Linked DNA regions of Homo sapiens: all the other regions are linked to region 1. The links are chromatin loops, found by intact Hi-C in ENCODE. Cell type or tissue: GM12878. All regions are shown on one strand.

Region 1 (4,000 bases):
TTATTTTAGTGAAAAATGGTTAGGAACTGAATCTCTGGTTTCTGGTGGGACACATATCAATGACCTCCTTCTCAATTAAACGATTTTAAATTTCTATTCTCATTCAAACAATTTTGCACAGTGGCTCTTAAAGACAGGTTTTGCTTTAATATCATGAAGAAACTGAGAATCTAAGTAATGTGAAACAAAACAAATCAAAAAAGCCCCCCAAAACAAATTACACCCCTGAATATCTCATTACTAAAATTAGGGCAATGATTATTTAGCACATCAATCACCTTTTTTTTCCTTTTGCTAATTTCTATTGCTATCCTATTTCACATCCTGAAATGAGAACCAAAAATAACTGAGGAAAATAAAGCTGTTAGATTGATAATTTAAGATATGATATTTGCATAACAAATTACCATATTATGATACAATTACATATTCCTTAAACAAGAACTTGCTTGACAGGATGAGGCATGCAAAGCAGCAAAGTACTTTAAAAACTTGAGAAAAAATCTGGTCAACAATACGCAAGCAGATGTTGTGCTTATATAAATTACATACATAGGAAGAGTTTCCTTTTCTCTCTCTGTATAGATATATACATATTTTTGAGACAGGGTCTCACTGTGTCATCCAGGCTGGAATGCAGTGACACGATCATAGCCCACTACAGCCTCAACCTCCGCAGGCTCAGGTGATCCTCCCACCTCACCCTACCAGGTAGCTACAGGCACGTGCCACCTCCTTTTCTATTTTTATAATCTTTGATTAAACTAACAATCTACTAATCAAGTTTTATTTATAATAAAAGCATCAAAATGACTTGATGAATGTGGGAAAGAATCAACCCTGCAAACCATGATTTAAATGTTTCTTTTATGCAATAACAACTTGAGGAATATACTTTTTCTTGTCACTTGTTAGATTAGTGTTAATGACAAATCATATAAACCCTATCATTTGAAGAATCTGAAGTATCCTAATTTTCCCAAAATGCTTTTCAGCAAAAGTATGCAATACTACATCATCAAAAATTAATAAATTAATATAAGCCTTGTAAAGAACATTTGATAACCTATGGTTAAACAGCACAAACAAAAAGCCTACTTCATCCTGTCCTGACTAGTCACAAACAGTAATACCTCACTTATCAAGAAAGCTCCATCTGAAAAATTCTACTCACCACATCACGGACTAGAAAAAGCAGCAAAAGAGTTGGTAGGCAAATTACATAAAGAAAAAACAAAAACTACCCAAACTCAAGATTGTTCAACAGCATCCATATAATTCTGAAAATAGTAGAATATGTACTGCATGGAATACTGTTTATTCAGCTCATAGACAATGCTCACTGCACACACAGATTCACACTCACAGACTCCTCAGATGAATTTCAGGGCCCCCAGTTTGGAGGAGCACTAAAACAGATGTTACAGAGTTTATGTACTTTCCTTAGAGAAGAGCTCTTGGGGAATTTACTGAGAAGCACTTCACTATTTTTTTTCAAACATGATTCTTATAGCCTTATTCATGATCATTTCATAAAAGCAGTAAACCAAAAACCGAATGGAAGTGGAAGCACTGCCAGAATCAGGCATGCTAACAGCAGAAAAGGAATGCCTGAAAGAGACATAAGCAGCCTTACACCACTCAATAGTCATTGCTAGCTTCCCTGTAATTTCAAACCCATATGAAAATTACAGTTCATACAATGACTTTGTTATCAAGAAAAGATTGTATTTTTAAGTGTACCTAAAATAAGATTTCTCAGAAAAGGTTAACATAGCAAATTTAAAGCTTAAAGAGGACACTCCACCAAAGAGGTACAAAGATAGCAAATACATGAAAGATGTCTGAAACCACCATTAGCCATTAGGGAGATGCAAATTAAAGTCATAAGAAGATCCCACTCACACCTATTAAAATGGCCAAAATTTAAAATGCTGGCAATACCATGTAGTGGCAAGAATGGGAAATGAGAACTCTCCAACATTGCTGGTGAGAACGAAAAATGATACAGTCACTCGTGAAAGTGGTTTGGCAGTTTCTCATAAAGCACTTACCCTATGACTCAGAAATCATGCACCTGGGCATCTATCCTAGAGAAATGAAAGCTTACATTAACAGAAAAATCTGGACACAAATGTTCATAGCAGCTCTATTCACAATCACTCAAAACTGGCAACAACTCAAGTGTCCTTCAACAGGTGATTGTATAAGCAAATTGGTATATCCACACAATGGAATATCCTGAAATAAAAAGCAACTACTGATACATGCAACAGCTTGGATGAATCTCAAAGGCAAGCTTAGTGAAAGCAGCTAGTCTTGGAAGATTATATACTGTATGGCTCCACTTATATAACATCCCAATTTATTAAGTTAAGTGACATTCTTTAAAAGAAAAAACTACAGGAATGGATGGCAGATCAGTGGTTGCCAGAGATTATAGGTAGGCAAAGAGGTGACTATAAAGGGGTAGCATGAGGGAGTTTTAGGGGGTTACAAAACTCTTCTGAATCTTTATTATAATGAAAGTCACAAAAATCCATACATGTATTTAAATTCCTGGGATTGTATATGTGTATGATCATTTAGAACGGTATGGGCCAGGTGTGGTGGCTCACATCTGTAATCCCCAGCATTCTGGGAGGCCAAGGAAGAACGATCCCTTGAGTCTAGGAGTTCAAGACCAGCCTGGGCAATATAGCAAGACCCCATTGTAATAAAAATAAATAAAACTGTAGGATCTTTTTTTTTGTTTTTTTGTTTGTTTGTTTTTTGAGATGGAGTTTTGCTCTTGTTGCCCAGGCTGGAGTGCAGTGGCGTGATCTCAGCTCACTGCAACCTCTGCCTCCTGGGTTCAAGTGATTCTCCTGCCTCAGCCTCCTGAGTAGCTGGGATTACAGACACGCGCCACCATGCCCAGCTAATTTCTGTATTTTAGTAGAGGTGGGGTTTCACCATGTTGGCCAGGATGGTCTCAATCCCCTGACCTCATGATCCTCCTGCCTCGGCCTCCCAAAGTGCTGGGATTACAGGCGTGAGCCACCGCGCCCAGCCCAGGATCATTTTTAAAGGATTCTCTTTTTAGTTTAAGATAAAAACATTACTGGAGAAAAAGAGGGACAATTTATAATGATAAAAGGGTCATCAGTGAAATATAATAATTAAAAACCTACATGCAACCTAACAACAGAGCACCAAAACAAATGAAACAGAACTGAGAGAGACAATTCATTAATAATTGAAGACTTCAAAACTCCACTCTAAATAATTGACAGAATAACCAGACAAAACATCAGCAAGGGTATAAACACTAGACAGTATAATTAACCATACTGACTTAACTGACATCTATAGAAAACTTCATCCAACAACAGCAGAATACACATTCTTTTTAAGGTCCAGGTTAGACCATTTGCAATGTCACAAAACAAGTCTCAAATTTAGAAGGATTGAAATAATATAAAATATGTTTGCTGATCACAAAGAATTAAAATCTACAATCAAAAGAAATTTGAGAAATCTCCAAATACTTGAAAATCAAACAATAACATCCAAACAACCCATGGGTCAAAGAAAAAAAAAATCACAAGCAAAATTAAGAAATATATTTATTATCATCATTAATACAATTTTTATTTTTAGACATGGAGCCTCGCTATGTTGCCCAGACTGGCCTTGAACTCCTTGGTGCAAGTGATCCTCCTGCTTCAGCTTCTTGAGTAGCTGGGACCACAGGCATATGCCACCACACCCAGCTCAAAATTTTAAAATACCTTAAACTGAATAAAAACAAAAATACAACATGTCAAAATTTATGGGATGCAGCTAAAGCTGTGGCTAAAGACAATTTTATAGCTTTTTTTTTTTTTTTCTTTTTTTTTAAGACAGGATCTTGCAGGCTAGAGTGCAGCAGCAAGATCATGGCTAACTACAGCAGTCTCAAGCAATCCTCCCAACTCAGCCTCCCAAGTAGATGGGACCACAGGCACATGCCATTAAA
Region 2 (4,000 bases), 120 kb before region 1:
AGAAGAAGAGAATCTTATGACTACAGAATTCAAGTAGAACATTTCGGGTCAAGGGAGTAAAGCAGAAAGAAAAGAGGTGGGAAAGGTAAGAGTTGGTGTGGTTCACAGACCAGAGCAGAATTTAGGACAGATAGGTAGGAGACAGGGGCTGGGATCAGATGTGGAGAGCCTGCAAGACATGCTGAGAAGGGAAGCTCGTGGAAACCAGTGACAGGATCTGCTGAGAAGGGAAGCTCATGGAAACCAGTGACAGGATCTGACTCAGAAAGAATCATAGGAAACTTTAACCTCTGGCATGAAGGATAGGATGAACAAGTGATAAGGAAATGAATTTAGGTGGACAAAAAAACAACACAGAAAAGGAAGAATATGATGGGTATTTAAATCAGAGTGGCCTTGGGAAGGGAAAAAGAAGAGAATGCGAAAGACAAAAATACTTGGAAGTAAGATAAGAGAGTATCACTAAAAACTGGTAGGAACGGCCAGGTGTGGTGGCTCACGCCTGTAATCCCAGCACTTTGGGAGGCCGAGGCGGGTGGATCACCTGAGGTCGGGAGTTCGAGACCAGCCAGACCAACATGGAGAAACCTCGTCTCTACTAAAAATACAAAATTAGCTGGGCATGGTGGCGCATGCCTGTAATCCCAGCTACTCGGGAGGCTGAGGCAGGAGAATCACTTGAACCCAGGAGACAAAGGTTGCGGTGAGCCAAGATCGCGCCATTGCACTCTAGCCTGGGTAACGAGTGAAACTCTGTCTCAAAAACAAACAAACAAACAAACTAAACTGTTAGGATCTGGGAAGCTAGAGAGGAGCAACTACCTGCATACAAGTCCAAAACACAGAACATGACGTTCTTCGTGCCTTTGTGCTCAAAAAAATAATTTACACCACTTAATGATTAGCTTTGCCATGGAGAAAAAGCACATGAGAGTATGTTAGTTCATTTCTCTCTGGCCAGTGTAGACAACACATTAGATATTTAAGTCTTGTCTTTAAAAGTCCTATATTTAATTTCCCCGGAGTTCAGGCTTAGGAACTATTACTAAATGATGCCAACCCCGGAAACTTGCTTTGCATTCAATGGGGGAAATGAAGCCAAATGCCCTATTTAAACTAGTTTCAAAACCATTATTTTCTAGATGACTCAAGGGTATTAAGTATTAATGCATAACAAAAATCCTAAAGTGAATTAGCAACTGAGAGGCAATAAATCGATAAGTGGCCCAATTATACAAGTTTACAAAGAAAAAGGAGAACCTCATAGTCCCAAACTTGTTCATAGGTGTTTTAAAAAAAAAATGCTGTGTGGGTTCTTTTTATTTTTCCATGTCTTTTTTTTTTAGCCCAAACTTCATTTTAAAATAAAAAACTCATACATTGTGTATATTTAGATTCCTAAAGAGCTCTAACAGCCTGTTTCACTTACAATTAGATAGCCCCTGGTTCAAAGAATGTACCTTCTAGGTCTCAGACAATGGGTCCCAAAGATAGTGGAAGAAGTCAAGAATCTCTTTCCCTCCTTCTTCTTGGGCGAAGACATGAGCTCAGCAAGAGCTTGGAAGAGTGAATTAAGTCTTCAGTGGCCTTCTCTTATATCTAATATCCTGGCTCCTCAAGTTGGCTTGGCGCTTTCCAGTAGCCCTAAGCAGGATACACAATATCCCAGTGGGGATCTGAGGGCTCCAATTTCCTTGGGCCACACTTAATGGACATATCTTTCTCTGAATCAAAACTCCTCATTCATAGACTGCATCTATTCAGAGTCTGATGAAAAGAAGAGGTCCAGATCTAACCATCTTGTCCACCTCGATCTCCACCAGAATAAATGAAAGGGGACTTTGCTTACTCCAAAGACAGCTGTAACCATGTGCTATTAAATTTAATTGCTTTGCTACTGCTACTATTTGCTTTCTTCCCCATTTCAGTTAAACCTCAAACCTCTCTCATTTGCGACTTACCTCACTAGTTCTAAAAATTATTCGGTAGTTGTACGGAGATCCATTTTCTTTCATTTCATCTGGTTTTTCCCTTCGAATGCTCACAGCCACTGGACCAAGATTCTCATCAGCCCCAAAATAGTTCCAGTGTTCTTAGGTAAAATAAGACAAAACAAAGTTAGAAAATCTACCTAACACTTTGAAAATGTTACATTCTGCTCAGTATTTAAGGTTGTCACTCAGAAATTTTATCAATAAAATGTAAACATTTAACAAATATTAATATTCTTCAGTTAGTTATAAAAACAAAGACTTGGCTACACAGGTTTAGTTCCAGAGAAGATAACACTGAACACGGGTGGCCTGTTGAGTTTTTTACTACTCTACAGATTACTACTCTACTATTTCTCAAAATAAATTTGTATTTTCTCCCTATCTCCCACCATTTAAATAGGCTACATTTGTGCACACTTCCTTGCCTAAGAGAAGGCTTGTGCCAGGGCTTTTTAGTTTTTGTTTTTCAAAAACATTCTAAACATATTGAGAACAGAGTTTGAAGAAAGGGGGATTCCACCAGATTAAAAAAGATGTCCCTGGATTGGAGAGAGAGATGTGTGCTGCGAGTCTCTGGGCAGCACTCTGCTCCCAGGTGGCCTGTGTATGGTGGAGTAGGAGCTCAGAGGAAAGAGCTTCACAGTGCCCCAGGGAGGCAGGACCCAGGGCTCTGGGCCATAGCACGGTATCCCACAGTGCAGGGCTAATGTAACTTGTGTGTCCAGGTGACCGATGAGCCTAGGGCCTCTCTTCAATGTTCTGGCCTTTTGCCTAAGGCCCCAAACCTTAGCACAAGCCTCCAAAGGACTGGCGCTGAATTTACCTTTCTCTTGCAAAAAGAAAGATAGGGATCAAAATTAAGTTAATTTATAGAAAATGTTGAAAAGTGATATTTACTGTGCATATACATCTTTTAAAAATTTAAACTGTTGATACATACATGAGATGTTCACAGATGAGGAAGTCCACAAAACATGAAAATATATGAAAAACTGGAACAGATAATTTGTTTTTCAAACCTCCAAAATGCTTACTTTACATTACTGTATTTCATTTATACATTATTGTATTTCATTTATATCTGACACGGCTAAATGACTGGATTGTGACATAATATCTCATTATCACACAAAATGCATACACATTTGAAAATACATGTTATTTCCATACAAAATATAAGTATTTGAAAATCCATGAGAATAATAAGAAAAAATAGCATAAATATCGAATCATGTAGTTTAAAATTTAAGTAATGCATATGAAAATACTTTGCAGGTACTAAAGCACAATTACAAAAGCTACAATCATAAATGTTGAGGGCTCTCTAAGACTATTATCATAAGCCATGGAAATTCAAAAGAAGAAAAACACAATGGGAATACAAGCAACAAACATCTCATATATAAGAAATAACCCACTAAATGTCACAAAATTCATGTACAGACACTTATGCATATCCTCAAAGCACAGCACATGAGAAACACACTCAGATTATTTACTCTTACTTTGCACACAATTCTAATAAGCTTGGTTGTCTGGTCTTCAAGCTCACAGCTTTATTTCAGAGGTGTGATAATTCCAGGTGTTGACAAAGTCCAGGGTGTAGGGCTGATACAGACTTGCATGCAGACAGCAATGTGATAGAACAACTGACAACAAGGAAGAAAACAGAAAGGGAGGAGACAGAAATAGTACAAAAAGGCAGACAAGAACTTAAAGAGAAACAAGACAGCAGTCTGGGGCCATTTACTGAAGGAGCAAAGAGCTTAACATGCTTTGATACCCTCAGAGGATATTGTACCGCTGCAGCACAGATCAACAGTAGATGCATCAGAGTGTGAGTCACACTCATTACCTGGTCCTCGTACTTCATGGACTCTAATAAAAACCAACTTCTAGGAACCCCTCAAGTACACCCCACATATCTCACAATGGGCAGGTGGCATGGCAGTTCTCTGCTGCTGGAGAAATTCCCAGATATAGGGCCACTATAAATTCATCACCAA
Region 3 (4,000 bases), 94 kb after region 1:
CAAGATGTCAGTGGCACCCATATAATCATTATAACCTTGCAATATATACAGCATATCAGAAATTTTTATAGGTTAGTTATCTTCATTTTTGAGGCTTCTCCATCTCAGCAGAAGTTCATCTTCCCAGTTGCTCAAGCCAAAAACCTACAATTCATTTACATTCTTCTTTCACACCCCACATCCATTCTGTGAAGATCTATAAATTCTACCTCCCAAAGACCATCTTAACTCCTTTACTTCTCTCCATCTCCACTGTCTTCACATTGGTTGAAGCCATTGTTATCTCTCGACGAGACGCTACCCCAGATTCCTCATTAATCTTCTTTCTGCCCATGATCATTTTCCACAGAGTAGTCAGACTGACTTGTTAAAAGGTTAGTAAACTACATCTTACTATTCCCCTGCTTAAAAGCCTCTAACGTGTTCCCATGGCCTCAGATATCAAGAAATGTGAAGAATGTAAAAATTCTGCCCTACATGTGAGATAACAAGTTAGCCTGCCACACAGCTATATAGATGCCTGTGGAAGACATGAGATGCCAGGGTCAGAGATAAAAGACATCATTACAGCAGTAGCAGTAGCCAAAGTATCAGTATTTTTTGGTGCTAGTCCCTTAAGCCTCAATTCCCACCAGGTGACACAAAGAGAACAAGATGACCTCAGCACAACAGCAGGTTGTGTCACAGTAGAGTAACTCCGAGCTTAGTGAACTGAAATATTTTGTAATGGGCAGTAAGCTTGCCTGGCCTTTACCCCAGAAGGGGCATTCTCTTTCTCTTCCAAGGCCATTCACTATACAAATCATCCTTGAAAAGATCATCCAGAAGAAAGACAGTCAATGTACAAACACAAGAGACAAGTGGAGAACTGTCCCCCAACATTAGAGTAGGAGCCAAGTTTCTTGCTATGGTCTATAAGGACCTACATGATTAGTTATTTCTCTTCAATTTCATCTGGAACCTCTGTCTCCCCAGCATACTCACTTTAGCTCCACTGGCCATCTTTGATGCCTTCCAATGAGCCAAGTTCTTTCCTGCCTCAGGTCCTCAGCCTGCACTGGTCCTTTTGTGAAAAATGCTCTTTGCCTAGCTTAGGTGTCACTTCCTCAGAAGGACCTTTCCTGGTCAATCTATCTACTTAAGCAGCTATCCTCACTTGTTATTACCTTTTTACCACTTTGCTCACTCATTCATTTGTGCAATAAGCATTTACTGAGCACCTACTATGTACCAATCATTGTTACCATAGGCACAATAATTACTTTTGATACTTGTTATTTACTGAGTCTTCCTCAAGGTGGAAACCTTGTCTTTTTATTCATCCTTAAATGCCTAGAGCTTAAAATTGTACATTCATTAAAAACTCTGTTGAATGAATGAACTATTACAATACCAAGAACCAAAACATTTGCAGATCGGTATGGGAAAGCAGCATGACACTGCACAAGAAGTATGGAATTGGAGCTAGACGTCCTAAATTCAAACCCCAGAATCATCATTTAATGGTGCCCAAGGAATTCTACTAAGTTCTTTGTAAAATGAAATTCTTTCCTACCTAACTCACAAAATTATTGTTAGGATCAAATAACAGAATTTAAATGGACGGCCTTGCAATGCTAAATGTAATTCAAGGCCTGTAACAAATTAATAGTTAATACATGCCTACTGTTAGGCTGGTCCTAGTACTGAAACTTACAATAAAAATGTATAACTTAAGTGAAATCAGAAAACACCTTGTCCTTTAATAAACTTGAAGGGGAAAAATGGTTCTTCCCCCTAGAACCTTGGGCTCTGTAGCCCAGGCTGGAGTGCAGTGCGGTGGTGCAATCTCTTCTCACTGCAACCTCCACCTCCTGGGTTCAAGCGATTCTCCTACCTCAGCCTCCTGAGTAGCTGGGATTACAGGCGCCTGCCATCAAGTCCAGCTAATTTTTGTATTTTTAGTAGAGACAGGGTTTCACCATGTTGGCCAGGTTGGTCTCGAGCTCCTGACCTCAGATGATCTGCCCACAAAGTGCTGGGATTACAGGTAGGAGCCACGGCACCTGGCCTAGACATGCTTTTAAAATTTTCAGATAAAAGTGAGTTGCCTTTACCTGATCTTGATCCTAAAATACTAAAAGAATGCTTTTTGGTTACCAAAGTTATTTTTAAGCAAGCCAATCCAATGCAAATTTACAAAAAGTTGACTATAGTTACACCCCTGAGTGCCAACCTTCAAAACAGAATTTTTAGCTTTCTGGCAAAAGTCATGAAACTATAAATTTTAAGTATTAATTTACTGACTTTAACTGAAACCAAAACAGTCTCTTCACTGTGATGTGGGTGGGTGGGTGGGTGGGTATGTGTGTGTGTGTGCAGTCAAGGGAAAGTAAGCTTCATCCTACAATAGATATAAAATAGTAGTTTCAGAGGCAAGGCACCAGGTGGCCTACAGGAGGAAATACAGTGATCATACTGAAGTGTTAGCAGAAGACTGGGACTGGCAACCAGACTACAAACCAGACCATCAACTCAGACAAGCTGCACAGCTGGCTTGAGCTCACCCATCCACAAGCTCATTTACTATAACCTCACAATAAAATTACTCAGAATTTAATTTTGAAGGGTACTGCTTCTATGATCTAACACTGAAGTATAAATTGATAAAAAGGATAGCCATTTTAAAAAAGTAGAATGTGAAAACAATATGATTAAGATTTTTTTTTTTTTTTTTTTTTTTTTGAGACAGAGTCTCAGCCTGTCACCTAGGCTGCAGTGCAGTGGTGCAATCTTGGCTTACTGCAACCTCTGCCACCTGGGTTCAAGCGATTCTCCTGCCTCAGCCTCCTGAGTAGCTGGGATTACAGGTGCCTGCCACCACGCCCAGCTAATTTTTTTGTATTTTTAGTAGAGACGGGGTTTCAACATCTTAGCCAGGTTGGTCTTAAACTCCCGACCTCATGATCCACCTGCCTTGGCCTCCCAAAGTGCTGGGATTACAGGCGTGAGCCACCGCGCCAGGCCAAGATTCTTTTTATGTAACATTTTTCAAACTCATTATACATATATGTAAATAACTAATAGGTACACTGTGCTAGCAAAAAGAAGGAATATGAATTGGTACTTCTAAAACTTAAACTCAAAAAGAAAATATTGAGGCAGAGAAGTACATGAAAAGTCTGTTTGGCACTGCTATGAAAGATACCCAGTTTAAGAAGAATGGAGACAGATGATCTACAATGAACATATAAGTGGCATTAATAGGGGCACATATTTCAATATATATAATTATATTCAGAAGCTTTTCATTATTCATGTGAAGGTCTCTCAAAAACGTGCATCTTTACATGTTATTTTAAAGATGGCTACCTATTCCAAATGTGGAGGGAGAGGGGGACAGCGGCAGTTATAAAACTGTTCACACAGTCCTCAATAACCACAAATACTATTATAATAGTAAAAATAAAATCTAGGACATCTAGAAACTTCCTCCTTGATATTAATTTTAAATACCAAATATCTAATTGTCTTCCAATTAAGTAATTTCCCTTATAAATAATAATGATAGTGTCTCCAATATGCCAGGCACATATTCTTTACATCACATAACCAATACAACAATCCTAGGACATGGGCATTATCTCTATTTTAGGAAGGAGTATAATAATCAGTGAAGTTTTAAATCTTACCCAAGGCCAGGAACAGTGACTCATGCCTGTAATCCCAGCACTTTGAGAGGCCAAGGCGGGCAGATCACATAAGGCCAAGAATTCAAGACCAGCCTGGCCAATATGGTGAAACCCTATCTCTACTAAAAATACAAAAATTGGTCAGGTGTGATGGTTCACACCTGTAATCCCACCTACTCAGGAGGCTGAGGCAAGAGAATCACTTGAACCCGGGAGGCGGAGGTTACAGAGAGCTGAGGTTGCACCACTGCACTCCAGCCTGGGAGACAGAGAGAAACCTTGTCTCAAAAAAAAAAAAAAAATTTACCCAAGATAAATTAAGAAGTGGT

What was found. Hi-C counts contacts between places; a loop is a spot of excess contacts. Peaks named below come from ENCODE experiments on the same cell type or tissue, not always from the same donor. Only the 100,000 strongest peaks of a DNase experiment are listed, where the experiment ranks them.
Region 2: a loop joins it to region 1, with 3 times the contacts of the local background. A loop is called at or near these places in 1 of 110 quality-filtered maps.
Region 3: it touches region 1 in a loop (2.9-fold over the local background); 1 of 110 quality-filtered maps calls a loop at or near these places.

The regions. Positions count from the first base shown.
Region 1 is chr14:71,495,944-71,499,943 of GRCh38, reverse strand. The region is part of intron 2 of SIPA1L1 (signal induced proliferation associated 1 like 1); the gene reads right to left. Among named protein-coding and RNA genes, the nearest start is that of SNORD56B, 100 kb to the right of the region's middle. In GM12878, no CTCF peak of the experiment used is centred here; a DNase peak (open chromatin) is centred at 2,003; H3K4me3 peaks cover 665 bases; H3K27ac peaks cover 4,000 bases.
Region 2 is chr14:71,616,849-71,620,848 of GRCh38, reverse strand. SIPA1L1 (signal induced proliferation associated 1 like 1) reads right to left here. Exons shown (of 24, transcript NM_001386936.1): 6 at 1,962-2,092. Among named protein-coding and RNA genes, the nearest start is that of SNORD56B, 220 kb to the right of the region's middle. In GM12878, no CTCF peak of the experiment used is centred here; a DNase peak (open chromatin) is centred at 1,951; H3K4me3 peaks cover 365 bases; H3K27ac peaks cover 2,294 bases.
Region 3 is chr14:71,402,324-71,406,323 of GRCh38, reverse strand. All of the region lies in intron 2 of SIPA1L1 (signal induced proliferation associated 1 like 1), which reads right to left. Among named protein-coding and RNA genes, the nearest start is that of SNORD56B, 6.0 kb to the right of the region's middle. In GM12878, a CTCF peak has its summit at 2,416; a DNase peak (open chromatin) is centred at 2,473.